3 separate regions of the Homo sapiens genome follow, and all the other regions are linked to region 1. Evidence: chromatin loops called from intact Hi-C (ENCODE). Cell type or tissue: OCI-LY7. All regions are shown on one strand. Links, peaks and the distances in the headings refer to the core of each region. The heading gives the core; the rest is flanking DNA.

Region 1 (7,348 bases), core at 2,149-4,648:
CAGGAATCACTCTTAGATTTACAGTCAGAATTAGAGACATTGAGACATTTTAAAAACAGGAGCGTGTGAGCTGAAATATAAATTTCCACCTTCCTTTGACAAATCAGGATCCCCCAGCCCCATAGCAGCCACCCTCTGAGCAGTGGCCTCCCTTACACAGGAATACGCTTCCGGTTCAGCCCAGTTCCCGTCACCCCAAGACTAGGTCCCCAACACTCACTTCCCCCTTGCACTGTTGGCTCCCTTATCCCCAACATATTTTGCACATTCCTATTACTGGAATTTGAGTTTGCAACACTGACCTAGAGCAAAGCCTTCAATTTATATACAGGCAACGAGGAATGGTAGAGGTTCTTGCCCAAGGGCACACAGCCTATGATGGTACAGCCAGGCCTTCAGTGGGGTCTCTTGGGAACTAGTGTCCCCGGAGATCAACTAACACTGCGAATCCCTGGGACTGCAGAGCCTGTGGGGGAGAAAGGGAATGTAACTTGAGTTGGGGTCACTTGGTTGCATCTGAATTTGCTGGTATTGGGCTGTGGCAGTGGAACTCCTGGCCTGGCAGGGAGATGCCTAGTTGTCTGGGCATGGTAGCTCCCTCACCCCATGCCCTGTTCCCACGGGGAGAGAGGAAGCCGCAGTGGTTGAGGTGAAAACCAGAGGTCGTGCAGCCCTGGCAGACAGAGGCAACCACGGACAGCTGCAGCAGGCTGGTGACTGGCCCACAGGCACCCTCCACACCCTTGCTGCAAAAATTGCTGTCGTGTGCAGAATTTCGGAAACGTGCAAAGCCTGAGAGTGGGTGCTCAGGAGCCCTCCCTGGTGTGTGCAGGCAGCCCTCGGTGACTCAGCCCAAACCCCAACCATGGGCATCAGGCAGCTGAGGGCTAAAAAAAAAAAAAAAAAAGTTTCTGATGTACAGATGGCTGTGGTTTGAGTAGAGGAGTAGGAGGAGAGAAATGGAGCCTTCCTTGTCTTGCTCCAAGCTCTGGTTGAGGCGTAGGCCCTGCTCTGGGAGGAGGAGGCGGCAATGAGGCACACAGGCTGGGGGTCAGGCTGCGAAACAGCAAGCCTGCCCCTTGGTGGTCTGCCCGCTGCCCTACCTGTGTCCTCCCCACCAGCTCCTCCTCTCCTCTTGTTTCAGGGAGTTCTCTCCTCCTCTGTCTCCCCTCACTGCAGGCTCATGTCCTGTTTACCCTCTGGGATCTCTCCTGTCCAAGGATGACTCAGAGATGGGCCTGGAACATCAGGAGAGCCGGAATGCAAGAAAATAGAGATGAGTTCGGGCCTGCCCTCATGACCAACCCACCAGCCTTGGGCAAATCCCGGCAACCACTGTGTGGTTCTCTGCAGAATGAGAGGCTTGGCCTGAATGAACTTGAGGCCCCTTGTGCAGTCATAATAGGCCCCATAATAGGCACTGGACCTGCAGGCCTGATACCAGATGCAGCTGCCAGAGCCTGGCCTGAGGTCCAAGAGCCCACTGGCCAGAGCCGGTCCTCCCTCCCTCTCCTCCTCCAAGCTGCCCCTTGAACTGTGCAGGCCTCTTCTCAGGATTGTTCTAGCAAACTTTCTGCTCCAGCTTCCTAGTCTGGGTGTGAGAGGCGGCCTAAGGGCCTGACCACAGCACCCGGGCTCAAGCCCTGACCCTAATATTCTCTCTGTGACCCAGGGCAGGTCAAGGCTCTTTCCTGAGCCTGAGTTTCCATCACCAGGGACAGAGATGAGTGACCCTGTCCTGTCTCCTGGACTCAGGCGATGTCCACCCTTCGTTCCACATGGATTTATGGAGCTGTGGCCACATCAGCCACTTTACCAGCTCCTGCAAGAACAATAATAATAGAAGAAAAACAGCTGGGCACGGTGGCTCATGCCTGTAATCCCAGCACTTTGGGAGGCCAAGGTGGGAGCTATCATCTGAGGTCAGGAGTTCGAGACCAGCCTGGCCAACATGGTGAAACCCCATCTCTATGAAAAATACAAAATTAGCCGGGCATGGTGGCGCACGCCTGTAATCCCAGCTACTCGGGAGGCTGAGGCAGGAGAGTCGCTTGAACTTGGGATGTGGAGGTTGCAGTGAGCCAAGATCGCGCCATTGCACTCCAGTCTGGGCAACAAGAGAGAAACTCTGTCTCCAATAATAATAATAATAATAGAAGCAAAACAGTAACAGAAGCACGGTTTGAAGTAGAGAGAAGTTAGGGCCCGCTGGTGTGGGTGAGCGGAGGGTGTGTTAGAGAGGATGGGGAGGGAAGGTGTCTCTGAGGAGGTGATGTGTGAGCAGAATTGTGGCAGGAACCATTGCTGAGCTGATCTGGGAGAGGACAGTCCAGGCACGGAAAGGGCCGTGCAGAGGCCCTGAGGCACTGTTCAGGGATTGGGAAGAAGGCCTGTGTGACTGGGGCAGAGTGGGAACAGGTCCAGGGAAAGCGGGGCTCCAAGCAAGAGGGTCTGGGCTTGGGCTCCAGTGGTAGGACTAGGGACGGGATAAAACCCCAAACCCTTTCCCCAGATGAGGGGATGTGGATGAGCAAAGTAGCTCAGGACGGGGCTGAGCAAGCAGTAGCCCTGATTCCTCCTGAGACGGAGGCCTGGCCCAGGAGCTCAGGGAAGGAGAGCCCAGCAGGCAGTGAACATCTACCCAGTGGTGCCAGAGACAGTGCAGGCAGCCCAGAGGAGACAGGACAGGCTGGGGTTTCCTGGGGAGGGTGGGGAGACTTCCTGGAGGAGGTGAGGCGTTAGAGTAGATGCTGCCCGTCTGACCTCAGAAGTTCTTTCTAGAGGGCTCCTGTAGGGCCCAAAGGCAGCACTGCCCCAGGGAACGACTCCCAGGCCACAAAGTACAGAATCCTGCCGGCGCAGCGCTTGGCCGCCCTGAACACAGTCCTGTGGGATGAGCAGACCAGTGCCTGGTTCGACTACGACCTTGAGAACAAGGAGAACCGGGAGTTTTACCCATCCAACCTCACTCCACTCTGGAACGGGTGTTTCTCTGACCCTGGCGTGGCGGACAAGGCTCTGAAATACCTGGAGGTGAGGGCACAGAAGGTGGCTCTGGCCCACTGCAGGCAGCACTGCCCCCTCCCGACCCTGAGCAGGACCTGCAGGGGAGGCCGCTTCCTCCGGCTGTGCCCCTTGTCCCAGCCGGCAGGTCCCGCGGAGCCACCGGGGGGCAGCTGTGAGCCGAGAAGAGAAGGGCCAGGAAAGGGACATCTGGCTTCCCGCCGGGCCCAGCGTCCTGGCTCCCAGTCCAGCCCCACCCACAGTCACGGGAATGTCTGGAACCTTCTAGGGCAGCCAGATCCTGATCTACCAATATGCCCCAGAATTGGATCCGAACCAACTTTGATGTCTACCAGCAAGTCAGCCATGTATGAGAAGATGAGCTGGCCTGAGCCCTCCCCGTACCCCCAGGGCGTCCCCGTGGTGAGGCGGGAGGGTCAGGCTTGGCAGGGCTCAGGGCAAGCGCAGCTGGGATGGTGGCGGCGCCCAGTGGGCACTCCTGGGCACTGCAGGGGCTGCTGGGAGGCAGAGCGGCTTCTCCCGACAAGGATCCCGTTGTTTGTTGTCCCTGTGGCTGGGGGTGGGTGGGGTGGGGGCAGTGCCTGACCTACGGCCCGCCCTCTTATTCCCAGTATGACATTAGCAACGGTGGAGAGCCCGGTGGCGGAGGGGAGTATGAAGTTCAGGTGAGCAGGCCAGGGGTGGGCTGGCCATCACCCTACAGGAAACTCCTGGGCTCTGCTGCCCACGATCCCCGCCCCAGGCCTCAGTGTGCTCACCTGCATGTGGGCCTGGAGGAGGAGCTGACTGGTGCTCCCTGTACCGCTAGGGTTAGGCAGGGCCAGTGCCCCTGGGAAGAGAGCCCACAGCCCCCACTGAGAGGTGACAGCGTGCTGGCAGTCCTCACAGCCCTTGCTCGCTTTTGGCGCCTCCTCTGCCTGGACTCCCACTTTGGCGGCACTTGAGGAGCCCTTCAGCCCACCGCTGCACTGTGCGAGCCCCTTTCTGGGCTGGCCAAGGCAGGAGCCCACTCCTTCAGCTTGCAGAGAGATGTGGAGGGAGAGGCGAGAGCGGGAACCGGGGCTGCGCGCGGCGCTTGCGGGCCAGGTGGAGTTCCGGGTTGGCGTGGGCTTGGCGGGCCCGCACTAGGAGCAGCCGACCGGCCCTGCTGGCCCCGGGCAATGAAGGACTTAGCACCCGGGCCAGCGGCTGCGGAGGGTGTACTGGGTCCCCCAGCAGTGCAGGCCCACTGGCGCTACGCTCGATTTGTCACCGGGTCTTAGCTGCCTTCCCCCAGGGCAGGCCTCGGGACTGCAGCCCGCCATGCCTGAGCCTTCCCCCGCCTCCCTGGGCTCCTGTGCAGCCCGAGCCTCCCCAAGGAGCACTGCCCCCGCTCCACGGTGCCCAGTCCCATCGACCACCCAAGGGCTGAGGAGTGCGAGCGCACGGCACGGGACTGGCAGGCAACTCTACCTGCAGCCGGGGTGCGGAATCCACTGGGTGAAGCCAGCTGGACTCCTGGGTCTGGTGGAGACGTGGGGAACCTTTATGTCTAGCTCAGGGATTGTAAATACACCAATCGGCACTCTGTATCTAGCTCAAGGTTTGTAAACACACCAATCAGCACCCTGTGTTTAGCTCAGGGTTTGTGAGTGCACCAATCGACACTCTGTATCTAGCTGCTCTGGTGGGGCCTTTGAGAACCTTCCTGTCCATACTCTGTATCTAACTAATCTGATGGGGAAGTGGAGAACCTTTGTATCTAGCGCAGGGATTATAAATGCACCAATCAGCGCCCTGTCAAAACAGACCACTGGGCTCTACCAATCAGCAGGATGTGGGTGGGGCCAGATAAGAGAATAAAAGCAGGCTGCCCGAACCACCAGCGGCAATCTGCTGACGTCCTCTTCCACACTGTGGAAGCTTTGTTCTTTTGCTCTTTGCAATAAATCTTGCTACTGCTCACTTTTTGTGTCCACACTGCTTTTATGAGCTGTAACACTCACCACGAAGATCTGCAGCTTCACTCCTGAAGCCAGCGAAACCACGAGCCCACCGGGAGGAACGAACAACTCCAGACGTGCTGCTTTAAGAACTGTAACACTCACCGTGAGGGTCCGTGGCTTCATTCTTGAAGTCAGTGAGACCAAGAACCCACCAATTCCGGACACACCACCAAGGGTTTGGGGCTTCCCCAGAAACCTGGCCCCACTGCCCTGCCTCTCCCAGGAGGGCTTTGGCTGGATGAATGGCGTGGTCCTGATGCTACTGGACTGCTGTGGTGACCGGCTGACCTTAGGGGCCCAGCTGGCTTTCTTGGAGCCCCACTGTCTGGCGGCCACCCTTTTTCCCAGCCTCCTGCTCAGCCTTCTGCCACAGTGACAGCCCTCCCCTCCTCACCTGGCCCCAGCTCCTGTCCCATTAAACCTCTGCACCAGTTCCTGTCTTCCCCTGCCTCTTCATGCCCTCCTACCTCCCAGCCTGTCCTCTGATCAGAGTGAGGTGGGGGGCAGGGTCATGACCTGGAGGGCATGGGTAGGGGCCTAGCTCCCTCCTGGAACCTTCAATAGGGTGGAAATCCTGCTCTGGGGGGAAGACCTATCCCTCCTACCCCAAGTGCCCCAGCGCCAAGCCCCACACCTCCAGCCTTCCACTCACTTCCTTAGTCTGAAGGCTTTACAAATACTGAAAACCCCAGCCTGGGCCCAGGCAACCAAGGGCTCAATGCTGGGAAGGAGAGCAGGGGAGGTGGGGCCCGAAGAAATATGTATAATTTATTTCTGCCCCTGATATTATTCCTTCAAAGGAGTCTGAATTTGAATGGATTGTCTCTGATCTATTTATCCCCCAGGGCATCATTAAAACAATTGTAAAATCAGCTGGCAATTAGTGGAGTTTAACTGCTGGATGTGCTCAGGGAAAGAGAGGAAGGGAGCCCTGCCAAGACCACTGTCACCCCAGAGTGGCTGTAGCCATCCCCAAAGCTGTGTCTCCCCGAGGAGCAACCTCATGGGCTTAACACAGAGGGTGGGAAATAGACCAGGACCATAATTCAGCCAGTTGCTCCCCAAATACACAAATGAACAATAGCACGCTCTGGGTAGAGTGTGGTGAGGCAGCCAGTACCCAGCATTGCTACAATATGTTATCTAAAATGTTTGTTTTCCTACAAAAAATTACGAGACACACACAAAAAAACAGAAAAGTATGACACACACACACACAACCAGGCAAGAGAAATTGTCTTATAGGAGTGACCACTAGGCTGGGCACGGTGGCTCACACCTGTAATCCCAGCACTTTGGGAGGCTGAGATGGGTGGATCACCTGAGGTCAGGAGTTCGAGACCAGCCTGGCCAACATAATGAAACCCTGTCTTCTACTAAAAATACAAAAATTAGCTGGGTGTGGTGGCGGGCGCCTGTAATCCCAGCTACTCGGGAGGCTGAGGCAGGAGAATCGCTTGAACCCAGGAGGTGGAGGTTGCAGCGACCCAATATTGCACTGCTGCACTCCAGCCTGGGCAACAGAGCGAGACTCCATCTCAGAAAAAAAAAGTGACCACTATATACTAAAGAAAGGGTATCAATAAACAGATGGAAAGTATTAAAAAGGGCCAGGGGGTATAGTGGCTCACCCCGGTGGTCCCAACATTTGGTAGGCTGAGGCAGGCAAATCACTTGAGCCCAGGAGTTCAAAACCAGCCAAGGCAACATAGTGAGACCCCATCTCTACAAAAATAAAAAATTAGCCAGGTGTGGTGGTGCACACCTGTAGTCCCAGCTACTCAGGACGCTGAGGTGAGATTGCTTAAGCCCAGGAGGTGGAGGCTGCAGTGAGCTGTGATTGTGCCACTGCATTCCAGCCTGGGCAACAGAGCAAGATCCTGTCTCAAAAATCATAATAATAAAAAAATAAAAATTAAAAAAGGGCTGGGTGTGATGGCTCACACCTGTAATCCCAGTGCTTCGAGAGGCCAAGGCAAGAGGATCACTTGAGGACAGGATTTCAGGGCCAGCCTGGGCAACATAGTGAGCTGTAATTTTTAAAATTAGCCAGGCATTATGGCACATGCCTGTAGTCCCAGCTATTTGGGAGGATGAGGTGGAAGGATTGTTTGAGCCCAGGAGTTCAAGGTTGCAAGGAGCTGTCATTGAGCCACTGCACTCCTGCATGGGTGACAGAGGAAAACTCTGTCTCTAGAAAATAAAAGAAAAAGAAAATACAAAGAGAACCGGCCAGGCACGGTGGCTCATGCCTGTAATCCCAGCACTTTGGGAGGCCAAAGTGGGAGGACCACCTGAAGTCAGGAGTTCGAGACCAGCCTGGCCAACATGGTGAAACC
Region 2 (7,348 bases), core at 2,197-4,696, 180 kb before region 1:
AACTCCTGGCCTTAAACTTCCTTCCTCAGCCTCCTAAAGCACGGGGATGTCAGGCATGCACCTCTGCGTCAGGCCCACTCATGCTTTTTAAAGGGAGGTCAAAAAGGAAGGAACTTCAGGCAGGACTTTGAGGGAAGGAGGTCCGCAGGCGGTAAATGCACATCTTGGGGAAGGGATGGTGAGCAGTTTGTCTGGACTGGAGCAGAGGAAGATGTGGGAGAAGGCAATGAGGGTGGATACTGAGAGGCCCAGAGAGCCTGTCTGGGCATTTGGATGGCAGAGGGGGCAACTGAGACACATGGCAGGGACTTCAGCAACAGAACTTCACGATGAAGCTGGTGGTGTTTAAGGTGTTTTCATTCCTTTCTTTTCTTTTCTTTTTTCTTTCTTTCTTTCTTCTTTCTTTCCTTTTCTTTCTTTCTTTTCCTTTCTCTTTCTTTCTTTTCTTTCTTTCTCTTTCTTTCTTTCTCTTCCTTTCTTTCTTTCTCTTTTTTTTTTTTGATGGAGTCTCGCTCTCCTCACCCAGGTTAGAGTGCAGTGGCAAGATCTTGGCTCACTGTAACCTCTGCCTCCTGGGTTCAAGCGATTCCCCTGCCTCAGTCTCCCGAGTAGCTGGGACTACAGGTGGGCTAACATGCCTGGCTAATTTTTGTATTTTTTTTTAGTGGAGATGGGGTTTCACCATGTTGGCCAGGCTAGTCTCGAACTCCTGACCTCAGGTGATCCATCGTCCTCGGCCTCCCAAAGTGCTGGGATAACAGGTGTGAGACACCACACCCGGCTAAGGTGTATTCATCTCAACTTCCAAAAAACAGGTATGAATGGCTTACCAAATGCCAGGCTTCAGCAGTGGACAAGACAGACTGGCCTAACAAAAGTCTCTTGCGAGGATGGTCGTGGGTCCTCAAATAACTCACCAGTTTATCGTTAGTATTCCTTAAACCCCCACAACATTACAGGCTCTGAACCAGGTGCTGGCAGAGTGATGAGAAACAAAATGAAGCATGGCTTCCACTCTGCGGTAGCTTATACCCTGGTGAGGAGGGAGGCATTAGACCCATAAACTACGTGCTTAGTAATAATAATAACTTATAATATCATTAGAAAATGTGAAAGTGCTATGAAGAAAAAGAACAGGGTGCTAAGAGAGCAAATAACAACGTGAACTCAATCTCTGTAAACTAATAACCATGACTGTAATGCTCCCAGATTAATTTACAGTTTATGAAGCCCTCTCCCATTCTTGGTCTCATAAGGGCCTCATCCCAGCCTGTGGAGACAGGCAAGCAGGCGTTCTTGGCCTATGTTATTTCTGAGAAAACTAAGTAAGAGTCTATAGGTCTCATGCATCATATAAGTCTACCCAGTTAGTGAGGAACCCCAGCTAGTTCTGACTCAGGGCCCAGAGCTCTGTCCTCCAGGGAGAAAGAGATGAGCCGGCCCTGAGCAGGGCAGCTAGCCTGCTTGTTCTAGAGGAGAAGCTCAAGACATCAAATGGTGAAAGGTTCATCTTCCCCATGTTCAGTCTGGACGGAGCCTCGCAGTGAGGCTAGTGTGAAGAACTGTGGTCAGCAACGCGGAGCTTAGAGGCTTGGCCTTGGGTGGCCCAGAGTGGGGCAGGCAGGACAGAGTGACCTTGAAAACAAAGGAGCAGGAAACGCCGAAGAAAAAAGATGCTGAAGCGGCATCATCAAAGGCGGCCGTGGAACTAACTCAGCAGTGAAAGTGAGCCAGGCCCAAGGCAGAGGTGATGGGCCAACGAAACTCCTCACCGCATTCACCGTCGCAATTGGAGACATGATTGAGGCCGGCCCACCTGCCGCATCTGCACCTTGATCACGGAGCTCCTCCGAGAGAGGTTTCCAAATGACTCGGCCCTGCTGCCCCAGGAAGGAAGCCTTCGGGGCTGCAAGGTGGGGGCCACTGGGTGGGGGCCAGGCACCTGAGAGTAATTGATGACACAGCAGTAGGGGACAGGGCTGCTGACACAGTGGGACCGGCGCTGGAGGTGGCAGAGATGGAGCAGCCACCTGGCCTTACCTACCCAAGGGGGACAATGGGAAATCCCGCCAACGGCTCTTGTGAACAGAGAAGCAAGTGCCAACCCTGGTGCCACAGTTTATGTCCTCTGTAACCTGGCCCCAATTCCCCGCTTTTGTTTCCCAGATATAAATATTTATAGAATGTCAGCCGGGCGCGGTGGCTCATGCTTGTAATCCCAGCACTTTGGGAGGCCGAGGTGGGCGGATCACGAGGTCAAGAGATCGAGACCAGCCTGGCCAACATGGTGAAACCCCCGTCTCTACTAAAAATACAATAATTAGCCAGGCATGGTGGTGCATGCCTGTAGTCCCAGCTACTCAGGAGGCTGAGGCAGGAGAATTGCTTGAACCCAGGAGGCAGAGATTGCAGTGAGCCGAGATCGCGCCACTGCACTCCAGCCTGGGTGACAGAGCGAGACTCCGTCTCAAAAAAAAAAAAAAAAAATTTTATAGATTGTCTACTGTTTTTTCCCAAATTTATTTCTTGGTTCCCCCATTGGGGGTGCACTGTCCTCCAGCCAGTTGAACCCCAGTAGCGTTCCCTCTTTTTGGTGCCCTCCACCCCCTCTGCTTAAAGATTTCTCCAGTTCCTGGGAATTCGGGCGCGGCCCTTTCCCATAATATTCCTCTGGATTGACCGAAAAGCCTAAATTACTCCTCAAGGGCCCATTCTCAGGTGCCCCTTTTCTCGTACAAAGAGACTCCTGCTAAATTCAAGGTTAAACCGTTGCGCCCCGGCCACCCACAACGCAAAGGTGAGATCGGGCACCCTTAACCTGTATTTTTTGAACCCTGGCAGCCCCAACGCTGATAAGTGATACTCTAATTTCCGCACTAAGCCCATATCACAGCCTTTGGGTGACAAAGCCATTTATGATTCTTCCTTCCTCCCCTTTCCTCAAGAGCTTTGCACCCCACAGGAGTACAATAACTGTGTTTGACAGACTGGCTGAATGAATGAAGAGGGAGTGAGGTTGGAGCCAGTGGAGGGTGGGGTGGGAAATCTGGGGTGGGTCTGAGTTTGGCTCTCCTGGGTGTTTTTCTGTGGCCTGCCTGTGGTGCTCATTCTCATCAGGAGAAGCAGAGGAGCTTTGGATCTCAGCTTGGATATCAGTAGCTGTGTGACAGTGGCCAGTCTCTCTTCTTCGCCCTGTGTAAATGGCACAACCCATCTCAAAGGTTATTGTGAGGATCAATGCGTGATCAATACACGAAAACACTCAGTGCCTATTAGGTGCTCAGTAAAGTTTGTTGATGAATTACACAAGTGACAGTAATTTTTTAGTCTCTTTTTTGAGGTTGGGGTGGGGGTGGGGTGGCCATCTACCCTACTCTTCCTTTCAGTACTGACATCTGTGACCTTGTCAGGTCTTTCCTACTAGATTATAACCCTGCACAGTGCCAGGAACGCAGGGCAGCGCGAGCAGTCAACAGAGGTTTGGTGAATGGATGGATGAGCACATGTGTGATATGTAAATCAGTAGTCTCTGGAGTGTAACATCCTACTTCCGATTAAGCAAGGTGCTCTGGAAACTACAGGAGCATAAGTGGCTGCTGTTGCTGTTGTTCTGCCTCTGGACAAGAGGAATTCATGTCTTCTGGGTGGTGATCCAGCTCCACGATCCTCCAGGGTCCCCTGCTGGCTACTGTGGGGGTGCTGCTGGGAGAGAGGCTCAGCTTGTCGGTGAGGGCAGTCGCTCTTTGCTGCAGGCTGACCCAGAAAACAAACTGGTGCTTCTTGCCCCTCCCAGGCCTGTGGTGGGGAGGAGAAAGCCGCAGGGCACTGAGCCCTATGAACCAGTCCAGTGTCCAGAAAAGGGACGATGGCCAGGCTTCAGGGCTGTGGAACTCGCTGTTCTGGAGGCTGAACCCGGGTCAGCTGCAGAGGGGACTCCTTGGGCTGGGCAGTGGGGAAAGAGAGCAGCCAGGGAAGTGCCCAGGGACAGGAAAGAAGGGGCCCCAAGCTGGCCTCAGCAGCTTTCTGTGCACGCAGTTTCTTCTCTGAGGTAAGCAGTTTGAGCTCATCATAGAGAAGGTCTCAGAAATGAACAGTGCCACAAAAGTCTTGTGAAAGGCTTGTCTGTCATCTGAGGCTAGTGCACAGTGACGCGGTGTGTGGGGTGTGCCCTTGAGAGAAACCGGCTGTGCTGCTGCCCAGCAGCCACTGAGCTGGAGGAATTTGCCGTCAGAAGACCCTAGGGAGGCCGCAGTCTCTCTCCGGCCTGTTTCTCTCCAGGCAAACTAAACCTGTGGGTAACTTGCTTCCAGAGGGCTGTTCCACTCTTTCCTCTCCAAGCTGGAGGTCTCTGGTGGGGGTTTCCTACAGCCCTGCTAAAGGCAGAGAGAAGCGGCGAGGGTGTTCTCTTTGCCCCGTCCACGTACAAAACAGGCCAAGGCTTTGGGCTGTGTGACCTGGAGCCATGTCTCAGAGGGCGCTGGGAGCTCTCCAGGCCTTTCTCCAGCCCCCACATTTGTGTTTAGCTGGAGGCAACCTGAGCCTGCGCGGGAAAGTAAACAGTTTCGTTGTTTGGGAAGCTTTTATTAATAGTTACAGATTACACTTTCTTTAAAGGCTTTAAAGAAAACAAGGTGTAATCTGTAACCAATTTTTTTTTTTTTTGAGACAGAGTCTCACTCTGTTGCCCAAGCTGGAGTGCAGTGGCGCCATCCCGGTTCAAGCAATTCTTTTGCGTCGGCCTCGCAGGTAGCTGGGATTACAGGTGCCCGCCACCATGCCTGGCTAATTTTTTTGTATTTTTAGTAGATACAGGGTTTCACCATGTTGGTCAGGCTGGTCTCAAACTCCTGACATCAAGTGATCCACCCGACTCGGCCTCCCAAAGTGCTGGGATTACAGGCATGAGCCACTGTGCCTGGCTTGTAACTGTTAATGAAAGCTTCTTCCAGCATTAAAAAAAAATCTAATTACATAATATTTTTAAGTTAAAATATTTTTAAATTTAATAATTGTTATTATTATTTTTTTTTTTGAGATAGAGTTTCGCTCTTGTTGCCCAGGCTGGAGTGCAATGGCACGATCTCGGCTCACTGCAGCCTCCGCCTCCCCAGTTCAAGCGATTCTCCTGCCTCAGCCTCCCCAGTAGCTGGGATTACAGGCATGTGCCACTACACCCAACTAATTTTGTATTTTTAGTAGAGATGGGGTTTCTCCATGTTGGTCAGGCTGGTCTCAAACTCCCGATCTCAGGTGATCGGCCCGCCTCGGCCTCCTAAAGTGCTGGGAATACAGGTGTGAACCACCTCGCCTGGCCTAAATTAAAAAATAATATTTACCCATTGTTTTTGTAAATGACTTTGCAGTAGAAGCCCTTTGGTGGGGACTGTTCTATGCACTATACAAAAGATAAAGTTGGCCAGGTGTGGTGGCTCACTTCTATAATCCCAGCACTTTAGCAAGACAAGGCAGGAGGATTACTTGAGCCCAGGAATTTGAGACCAGCTTGGGCAACATAGGAAGACCGGTCTCTACTAAAAAAAGAAACCAAACAAACAAATTAGCTGGGCATAGTGACGCACACCTGTAGTCCCAGCCAGCTACTTGTGAGGCTGAGGTGGGACAATTGCTTGAGCCCAGGTGTTCAAGACTGCAGTGAGCCCTGATTGTGACAGAGTGAAGCATGAAAAAAAATTGTAAAAAAAGGAAAATGTATAGTTTTGCTTTCTTTCTTTTTTTTTTTTTTTTTGAGACAAGTTTTGCTCTGTCACCAGGCTAGAGTCCAGTGGCGAGATCTCGGCTCACTGTGACCTCTGCCTCCCAGGTTTAAGGGATTCTCCTCCTCAGCCTCCAGAGTAGGTAGGTCTACAAATGCGTGTCACCATGCCCAGCTAATTTTTTTTTTTTTTTTTTTTTTTTTTAGTAAAGACAGGGTTTCACCATGTTGGCCAGGATGGTCTCAATCTCTTGACCTCATGATCTGCCTGCCTTGGTCTCCCAAACTGCTGGGATTACAGGCATGAGCCACCACACCTGGCCAGTTTTGCTTTCTTTTTCTTTCTTTTTTTGAGATGGAATCTCTCTCTGTCACCCAGGCTGGAGTGCAGTGGTACGATCTCAGCTCACTGCAACCTCCGCCTACCAGGTTCAAGCAATTCTCCTGCCTCAGCCTCCCAAGTAGTTGGGATTACAGGCTTACGCCACCACGCCCAGCTAATTTTATGTATTTTTAAGTAGAGATGGGGTTTCACCATGTTTGCCAGGCTAGTCTTGAACTCCTGACCTCAAGTGATCCACCCACCTTGGCCTCCCAAAGTGCTAGGATTATAGGCGTGAGCCACTGTGCCCAGCCTGCTTTCTTTTTATATGAAGGATATATTATTCATATTTCAGTAAGTTAACATTTTATTTTATTTTAGAATCAACATTACATATAATTGGAAAATAGTGGGGAAAATCAGTCATAATGTTGTGATGGGAACTAATATAACTTTGTCCATCATCTTTTTTCTTTATTATATATATATATGTAGATATATAGTTTTTTTTTTTTTTGAGACAGGGTCTCACTCTGTCACCCAGGCTGGAGTGCAGTGGCATGATCATAGCTCAGTGCAGCCTTGAACTCCTGAGCTCAAGTGATCCTCCTACAAAATTATCCCAAGTAAACTAAATAAGAAGGCTTTCCAGCTGGGCGTGGTGGCTCACACCTGTAACCCCAGCACTTTGGGAGGCCAAGGCGGGCGGATCACCTGAGGTCGGGAGTTTGAGACCAGCCCTACCAACATGGAGAAACCCCGTCTCTACTAAAAATACAAAATTAGCTGGGCCTGGTGGCGCATGCCTGCTATCCCAGCTACTTGGGAGGTTGAGGGAGGAGAATCACTTAAACCTGGGAGACGGAGGTTGCGGTAAGCCGAGATCGTGCCATTGCCCTGCAGCCTGGGCTTTCCATGAACTGGGCAATTGTTGGAAACCAAGTGGATGTGGGTTGCTAGCTGATTCCAATATGTGCCTAGAATTAGAATATTGATCCGGATTTTTACATTACTCATCCCTCTTGTTTCATCTGAGCTGCAGTCAGAGATCACTGATTGGTTCACAGCAATAAGCAGGTGAGTCTAAATTGCAGAAAACAAGCTCAAAAACAACTGATAAGACTAGAATCTAGTAACAGGTGTACCACAGTTACTGAAACATATTTTTTTTTCTCCAGTCTCCCGTTTTTACTAAAGAAAAATCACGGTAAGACCAATTTGCTTTATTATATTCAGTCTGATCATTTGTATAAAGTGCAGCAAGAATAATTATTTTTCACATAGGATTTTTATAATTGACTTTGATGGAACTT
Region 3 (7,348 bases), core at 1,377-3,876, 220 kb before region 1:
GCCATGAGGATCCTGGCTAACAAGACAAGGTGTGTGGGTGTCGTGGCGGGTGGGATGTGTGTGTGTGGAGTGCGGGAAGGGAAGGGCCCAGTGGTGATGGGGCCCAAGCTGTGCTGGCCAGGAGAGGAGCCGCCCTGGGCACCTGGCTCCCAGGCCACCAGTGGGCTAAAGGGGGGTTAGCATGGGAAGGCCTGGCCCGAGGCAGGAGGCGCAGCCAGCCTTAGTGCCTGGGCCTGGGTGGGGGGCAGAGGGGACTGGCAGCCAGCTATGCTTGCGGCTTCTGGTCCCTTCTAGTTCTTCCCTCCTTAAAATGGTTTGAGCAGACCCCCTCCCACCCTACTGTGGGGTCCGAAGGCCGCCTCTGGCCTCAGTCTAGCTGGAGGTGGGAGCTGGAGTAGGGGGCGGTGCCTGCCTCCCTCCCCCCTCCCCGGAGAAGCCGGCAGACAGGGCCAGGCGGCAGCAGCAGGACAGCAGAGCTGAAATAAATCTGAGCTGGTGTGGAATGAGGGGGGATAAATATCCTCTCCCGTGATGTGATCTTTCCAGCGGCTATTAATAGGTCTCCGGGGAGGGGGAGGCGGCGGGGGGAGCGGGCTGGAGCTTAAAGGGCCCGCAGCCTAGGCTGCAGGAATCCTTGGCTTCAAGCTACACTCCCCATCTGCTTGACACACCGCTCCCCTCCCCCTTTCCTCCTGCTTCTGCCTGCCGGCCTGGCCTGCCAAGCCCCCCTCCTCAGGCCTTCCCCTCCAGCTGTCTGGACCAGTGGGTAGCACTCCCTGGTGTGCGTTTTCCCACTGTCCCTGGGGAATGAGACCCGGGCATGTGCAGTGACCCCAGGTCCTGTGGCCCTTCTCTGCTGGTGTTGGGACATATGGGAGTTGAGGTTTGAGACCTTGGAAGGAGTCTGAAGACAGCAGATCTTAGAAGAGAGGATGCTTAAGTCTGATACAGAGGACAGGGTTGCCACAGAAGCTTGCAGGCTGATGGGTGTTTTGGGGCTGAGGTGGGTGAATTCTGCCAACTCTAGGCCCTGGTTTCCATTCAAATTGTGGAGGCTAGGGGGTGGAGGGTTTCCCCATCTCCACTCCCCAAGGTGGATGAGGGCTTCAGCCCTTGTCTGAGGAAGCCATGGAGGGAGGTAGAGAATAGCTGGTGGTGGTCTTGAGATACCACCCCTTCCCCCCACCCTCCCCCATTGTTAGGGGAGGCAGGATGGGGTAATTAAGTTGCAGGCATGCCTAGCCCCTAGCAAGGTTAACTTTTCACATTTCTCCCACCTCCTCCCAGGTTACCCCACCCCAGGAGGAGAGAAGCTCCAGGGAGCCCGCCGCTGTCCCCCCGCGGTCATTGCCCCCCTGCCCCAGCCAAGCCAATGCACCCAGAAAATAAATTGACCAATCATGGCAAGACAGGGAATGGCGGGGCCCAATCTCAGCACCAGAATGTGAACCAAGGACCCACCTGCAACGTGGGCTCGAAGGGCGTGGGGGCGGGGAACCATGGGGCCAAGGCCAACCAGATCTCGCCTAGCAACTCAAGTCTGAAGAACCCCCAGGCAGGGGTGCCCCCTTTCAGCTCGCTCAAGGGCAAGGTGAAGAGGGACCGGAGTGTGTCTGTGGACTCTGGAGAGCAGCGAGAGGCTGGGACCCCATCCCTGGATTCAGAGGCCAAAGGTACCCCATTTCCTCATCCCTAAGACCCTAGCATCTCCCATAGTCCAAGGCTCAGATGTTCTGGGAGATCACCTCTCTGCTCCCTGCTTGTCCAGTCCTCATCCCACGTTCTTCTCCAGTATTTCTGCATGGGTACCTTTCAACACCCACCAACCAGATCATTCGGGATTGGGGTTGGCCATGATGCCACCCATGGAGGGGCCACACAGAGTGGTCGGACTTCTGGACTCCTTCCCCTCCTGCTTTCCCACCAGAGCTCCAGAAGGGGAGAGGGAGGTGCCATGGAGTGAGGAGCAGACCCCAGACCCACACACTTCCAGGAGCCTCCGTATCCCGGCTGGTGGGAGCCCTTTGGGAGCAGGCACTGGGGCCTGGAAGAGTAGCAGCAGCTCCCCCTCCCCTCCAGCCCTAATTAGAACCAGTTGTGGTTGGGGATTATGCTGTACTTGGTGTTGGGGGGGAGGGGAGACAGGCATGGGGCTATAGAGAGAAATCAGAAACAAATGGTGGCGTGGTGGGGGCCACGGGCTGGCGAAGTGCCCACCATGGCCTGGGCAGTGCCCTCTAGGGTGGGGCATCTTAGAGAATGGATCTGGGAGGGACCCTGGGTGTGGGAGAATAATGGGGCCTCTAGGCACTCACTCTTTCCTCCGTCCTGCCTGGGCAGAGGTGGCGCCGCGGAGTAAGCGGCGCTGTGTGCTGGAGCGGAAGCAGCCGTACAGTGGGGACGAATGGTGCTCTGGACCGGACAGTGAGGAGGACGACAAGCCCATTGGGGCCACCCACAGTGAGTGCCTGTCGATGCCAGGGTGCTGTAGCCCGTGATGTTCCTGGGGGATGGACTTGAGAGGACTGAGCCTGGGAAAGAAGTGAGGACTGGGAGTCCTGGATTTTTCTCTCCCATCCTACCTCTCAGACTCTGTCCCTCCCTACACTGCAACTGCCTCGCCTCTGCCTTCCAGGTGCTCAGTGACCCCCTCTCCCTAGGGACCCTAGGTGGGGCAGAGTGGAGTGGCCTCCTTCTTGGTCACGTCACCTGCACCTCTACCTGTGAATTCCTGGCCTATGCTGCCACCTACTGGTTAGTGGAGGGAGGGCGGTGAAGCGTCCAGGGACACTGGGAGCCGGGCAGTTGGCTCTGCTGTGCAAAGCCCTGCTAAGCCTGGGTGTGAGTTGCCACTTGGCCGTGTCTCTAGTGCCCTTCCCTAACCTCTAATTGACTCCTGGCAAGTACCCAGGGTGTGTCACCAGGACAAGAAGTGGGTGTGGAGGGATGCCCACTCCTCCTCTGATTCTTTTATGGATTCGCCTATATCTTGTCCTTCCATGAGTGATGGGGGAGAGCCAGATGTAACCCCTGCCCCTGGGAAGCTTGTACATATTTTTTTTCCCTCAAAGTTTACGTTTACATCTTTTTGAGGAGAGAGACATAAGAAACTAGCCAGAGAGGCTGGGTGTGGTGGCTGTCACCTGTAATCCCCAGAATTTGGGGAGCTGAAACCGGAGAATTGCTTGAGCCCAGGAGTTCAAGAACAGCCTGGCCAACATAGGGAGACCCCATCTCTAAAAAGAGAGAGAGAGAGAAAGAAAGGAAAGAAGTAAAGAAAGAAGAAAAAGAAACTAGCCAGAGACTATTAAATTGTGAACTCCTTGAAGGCAGGGACCATAGAAAGAAGAAAGAAAAGAGTACATTGGCTACTTTGCTACTCTGTTTTATTTAATCCTTACAACAGCCCTGTGAGGTCAGTGTTATCATGATGCCAATTACAGAGGAGGAGAGAGAGTCAGCAAATGTTATGGAGTGAGCAGACTATGTCTGTGACAGGGGTGTAGAGGGTCAAATACCAAACCTCTACAGCTAGCTGGAACCTCACAGACCATCCTGTATCAGTTCTCTCTCCCCCGTGGGACTAACCTGGTGGTCGCCAAGCCTCTGGCTGAACCCTTTGATGATAGAAGCCTTTACTGCTTCCCAGACCAGACACCTCCCCCCATAGCCACCACCTCCAGTTCACTTATGTCACATCAGACTGCACCATTGTAGAAACTTTGTGAGTTTTATTTATTTATTGTTTAGAGACAGGGTCTCTCTCTGACACCCAGGCTGGAGTGCAGTGGTGTGATCACAGCTCACTGCAACCTCAAACTCCTGAGCTCAAGTGATCCTCCCATCTCAGACTCCCAAGTAGCTGGGGCTCAGGCATGTATCACACCTGGCTAATTTTTGTAGAGACAGTCTTGCCATGTTGCCCAGGCTGATCTTGAACTCCTGGTCTCAAGCGATCCTCATGCCTTGGCCTCCCAAAGTGCTGGAATTACAGGAGTGAGCCACTGTGCCTGGCAAACATAGGGAAATACAAAGTAGAAATTGCTAACATCCCATACTCAAGGCGACTATTTTAGTCGTACTACCCTTAGATTCTTTTATTTATTTATTTATTTATTTATTTTTGAATCGGAGTTTCACTCTTGTTGCCCAGGCTGGAGTGCAATGGCACGAACTCGGCTTACTGCAACCTCTGCCTCCTGAGTTCAAGCGATTTTCCTGCCTCAGCCTCCCGAGTAGCTGGGATTACAGGCACCTGCCACCACGCCTGGCTAATTTTTGTATTTTTAGCAGAGGTGGAGTTTTAGCATGTTGGCCAGACCGGTCCTGAACTCCTGACCTCAGGTGATACACCTGCCTCAGCCCCCCAAAGTGCTGGGATTACAGGCGTGAGCCACCCGGCCTGATTCTTTTTTTTTTTTTTTTTTTTTGAGACAGAGTCTCACTCACTCTGTTGCCCAGGCTGGAGTGCAGTGGCACAATCTCGGCTCACTGCAACCTCCACCTCCTGGGTTCAAGTAATTCTCCTGCTTCAGCCTCCCAAGTAGCTGGGATTACAGGCATGCGTCACCACGCCTGGCTAATTTTTGTATTTTTAGTAGAGATGGAGTTTCACCATTATGGCCAGGCTGGTCTTGAACTCCTGCCCTCAAGTGATCCGCCCGCCTCGGCCTCCCAAAGTGTTAGGATTACAGGCATAAGCCACCGTGCCCGGCCTGCCCTTAGATTCTTGAAGAGTTCTTACTGGAGGGGCGATAGAACGTAGACATTGACAGGACTAGTTCTGCCATCAGGCTGCCTTCGTTTGCAACCCAGGTTATTTCTGTAAATTTGGGAAAGGGCCTCAGTTTCCTCATCTGTAAAAGTATTATTTATCTCATAGGGTTGGTATGAGGAGTAAATGAGGTTATACATGTAACATGTTAGCTTTTATCATTGTTATTGTACTAGAAAGTTCCTTGTTGGACTAAGCCCTGCCTGTCTCCCCATAGCTCGTATCCAAGAGCTACTCAGCAGCCTTCACACATTGAGGTCAGCTCTCAAGCTCCCCCGCAAATTTCTGGCTCTGCTCTTCTATGTAAAATTGGATAGATAGGGTCCAGAGCAGGGCCGTTTTGGGGTGGGTCCATCAGAGAAGAAGGTGCAGAAGAAACTTTTTCCAAAGAGGGCAGCCTGACACTGGGCCCATGGGAAGGTGGTCACTGCCCTGGCTGGATGGAGACAACTTCAGGCAATCTGTCTCCCATTAACTGAGAATGCTGGTACTTACTGTCTGCGGGCCAGGAACTGTGACTTGCTTTTCTTGGCATGCGAATGGGTCTACCCACTCACCTAGACCCGTTGTAGATTTTTTTCTACGCTAAGACTTACAGTCAAGTGTCTAACCATGGAACAAAACTTCCCTTGGTGCTGAGGGCAGCTGGTCTGTCTTGAGAGTGTTTCCAGTATGTCAGCTTTTTCTAACTGTTTTTTCTTTCTTATTTTTATTTATTTATTTATTTTTTTGAGACAGTCTCGCTCTGTCGCCCTGGCTAGAGTGCAATGGTGTGATCTCGGCTCACTGCAACTTCCACCTCCTAAGTTCAAGCAATTCTCATGTCTCAGCCTCCTGAGTAGCGGGATTACAGCCATGCGCCACCATGCCCAGTTAATTTTTGTATTTTTAGTAGAGACGGGGTTTCACCATGTTGGCCAGGCTGGTCTTGAACTCATGACCTCAGGTGATCCGCCCGCCTCTACCGCCCAAACTGCTGGGATTACAGGCGTGAGACACCGCTCCCGGCTCTCTGTTTTTCAAATGGATTTTTTTAGTCTGTGACATTGATTTAAACTTACTGTTAAAAAATATATTTCTTTGGCCTGCCCCCTGTGCAAGGAGGAGGTTAGTATTTTACATTTTATAGATGAAGAAACCGAGGCTTAGAGGGATGTCTGGTTCATAAAATCACAAAGTCAGTTAGTGGTGGGGCTAGAGTGAAAAACCATCCATCATTTGGATCATCAGCTTGTGTACCCTCTCTGCCTTCTCCCTAACTGGGTCACTAGACTGTGTGCACATACACTTACCCAGTGAGAGGGGCAGCAGCTCAGAGCGGAGCTTCAGAGTCCCGGCCCTGGGTTCAGTTCTGGCTCTGCACTAACTGGCTGTGTAACTGTGGGTGAGGAACTTATTTCCTCCTTTGTTAAGTGGAGTGTGTGACACGTTCCTCCCAGGGTGTGTTGATGAGATGAAATCACACCTGTTAAGTCCCCAGCAGAATGCCAGGCCCATGGGAGCCTGTGGAGAGGACACATTTTCTCTGTCCCTGCTCTCCACATGGTCACCACTCTTGCCATCGTGGAAACCAGCCTGGTGAGAACACCAGATACTGACATCAAATGTCCCTGTGGGCACGAGCTGTAAGGCTGTGAGCATCAGTGGGAGGGGGCATCAGCTGGTCCTTCTTGTATCTAGACCACTTAGCCCCTTTCCCTGTCCTCTCTCCTGCAGATTGTAATGTAGCAGACCCAGCCATGGCGGCCCCACAGCTGGGTCCCGGCCAAACCACCCAACTGCCCCTCAGCGAGAGCAGCGTGCCAGGCGCCCCGCACGGCCCTCCTCCTGGCCTTCGGCCTGATGCCCCTGGGGGCGGGGGCGGGGGCGGGGGCGTCCCCGGAAAGCCTCCCTCGCAGTTCGTATATGTCTTCACCACCCACCTGGCCAACACGTAAGTGCCTGGTGGGCAGGCCAAGTCTCTCTCTCTCTCTGCCCAGCACCTCTCAGCCTGGGGTTCCGAGGGAGCCCCGTGCAGGGGCAGGGTGGGGTGGGTGAGGGTGGGGCTCCCTCCTGCTCACCTCTCTGAGCTGTCGGTGCCCCCACTCTGTGCAGGGCTGCAGAGGCAGTGCTGCAGGGCCGGGCCGACTCCATCCTCGCCTACCACCAGCAGAACGTGCCCCGGGCCAAGCTTGACCAGGTGAGCGTGGCGCCTCTGTGAGCAGCAGGACTGGGTGGAACGTCCCCTTACCTGTCTCATGCTCTCTTTGTCCTTCTGCAGGCCCCTAAAGTGCCCCCCACCCCAGAACCGCTACCCCTGAGCACGCCGTCAGCAGGCACCCCGCAGTCCCAGCCACCTCCACTGCCGCCGCCGCCACCCCCGGCCCCTGGCAGTGCCCCGCCTGCTCTGCCCCCAGAGGGGCCTCCTGAGGACAGCAGTCAGGACCTGGCCCCCAACTCGGTGGGAGCTGCCAGCACAGGTGGTGGGACTGGGGGCACCCACCCTAACACCCCGACGGCTACCACCGCCAACAACCCTCTGCCTCCTGGAGGAGACCCCAGCAGTGCCCCCGGCCCTGCCCTGCTGGGGGAGGC

What was found. Peaks named below come from ENCODE experiments on the same cell type or tissue, not always from the same donor. Only the 100,000 strongest peaks of a DNase experiment are listed, where the experiment ranks them.
Region 2: a loop joins it to region 1, with 7 times the contacts of the local background. A loop is called at or near these places in 16 of 110 quality-filtered maps.
Region 3: a loop joins it to region 1, with 6 times the contacts of the local background. A loop is called at or near these places in 20 of 110 quality-filtered maps.

The regions. Positions count from the first base shown.
Region 1 is chr11:118,686,070-118,693,417 of GRCh38, reverse strand. It overlaps LOC105369519 (a long non-coding RNA gene), which reads right to left and starts at 3,869. Exons shown (of 4, transcript XR_007062909.1): 1 at 3,783-3,869; 2 at 303-466. It also overlaps the pseudogene TREHP1. RefSeq lists enhancers at 910-1,169, 3,221-3,340, 4,825-5,339, 5,340-5,855. In OCI-LY7, for the core only: CTCF peaks have their summits at 2,920 and 3,131 (motif pointing right); DNase peaks (open chromatin) are centred at 3,127 and 3,447; H3K4me3 peaks cover 351 bases.
Region 2 is chr11:118,867,069-118,874,416 of GRCh38, reverse strand. No RefSeq gene overlaps it. Among named protein-coding and RNA genes, the nearest start is that of CXCR5, 13 kb to the left of the region's middle. RefSeq lists enhancers at 1,645-1,834, 3,697-3,776 and silencers at 4,207-4,296, 4,307-4,356. In OCI-LY7, for the core only: CTCF peaks have their summits at 3,514 and 3,714 (motif pointing left); DNase peaks (open chromatin) are centred at 3,496 and 4,146; H3K4me3 peaks cover 1,740 bases; H3K27ac peaks cover 1,813 bases.
Region 3 is chr11:118,902,595-118,909,942 of GRCh38, reverse strand. BCL9L (BCL9 like) reads left to right here. Exons shown (of 10, transcript NM_001378213.1): 3 at 1-29; 4 at 1,288-1,673; 5 at 2,341-2,460; 6 at 6,491-6,707; 7 at 6,869-6,953; 8 at 7,035-7,348. The coding sequence starts at 4. Among named protein-coding and RNA genes, the nearest start is that of MIR4492, 4.4 kb to the left of the region's middle. RefSeq lists enhancers at 141-682, 2,411-2,480. In OCI-LY7, for the core only: CTCF peaks have their summits at 2,549 and 2,751 (motif pointing left); a DNase peak (open chromatin) is centred at 2,742.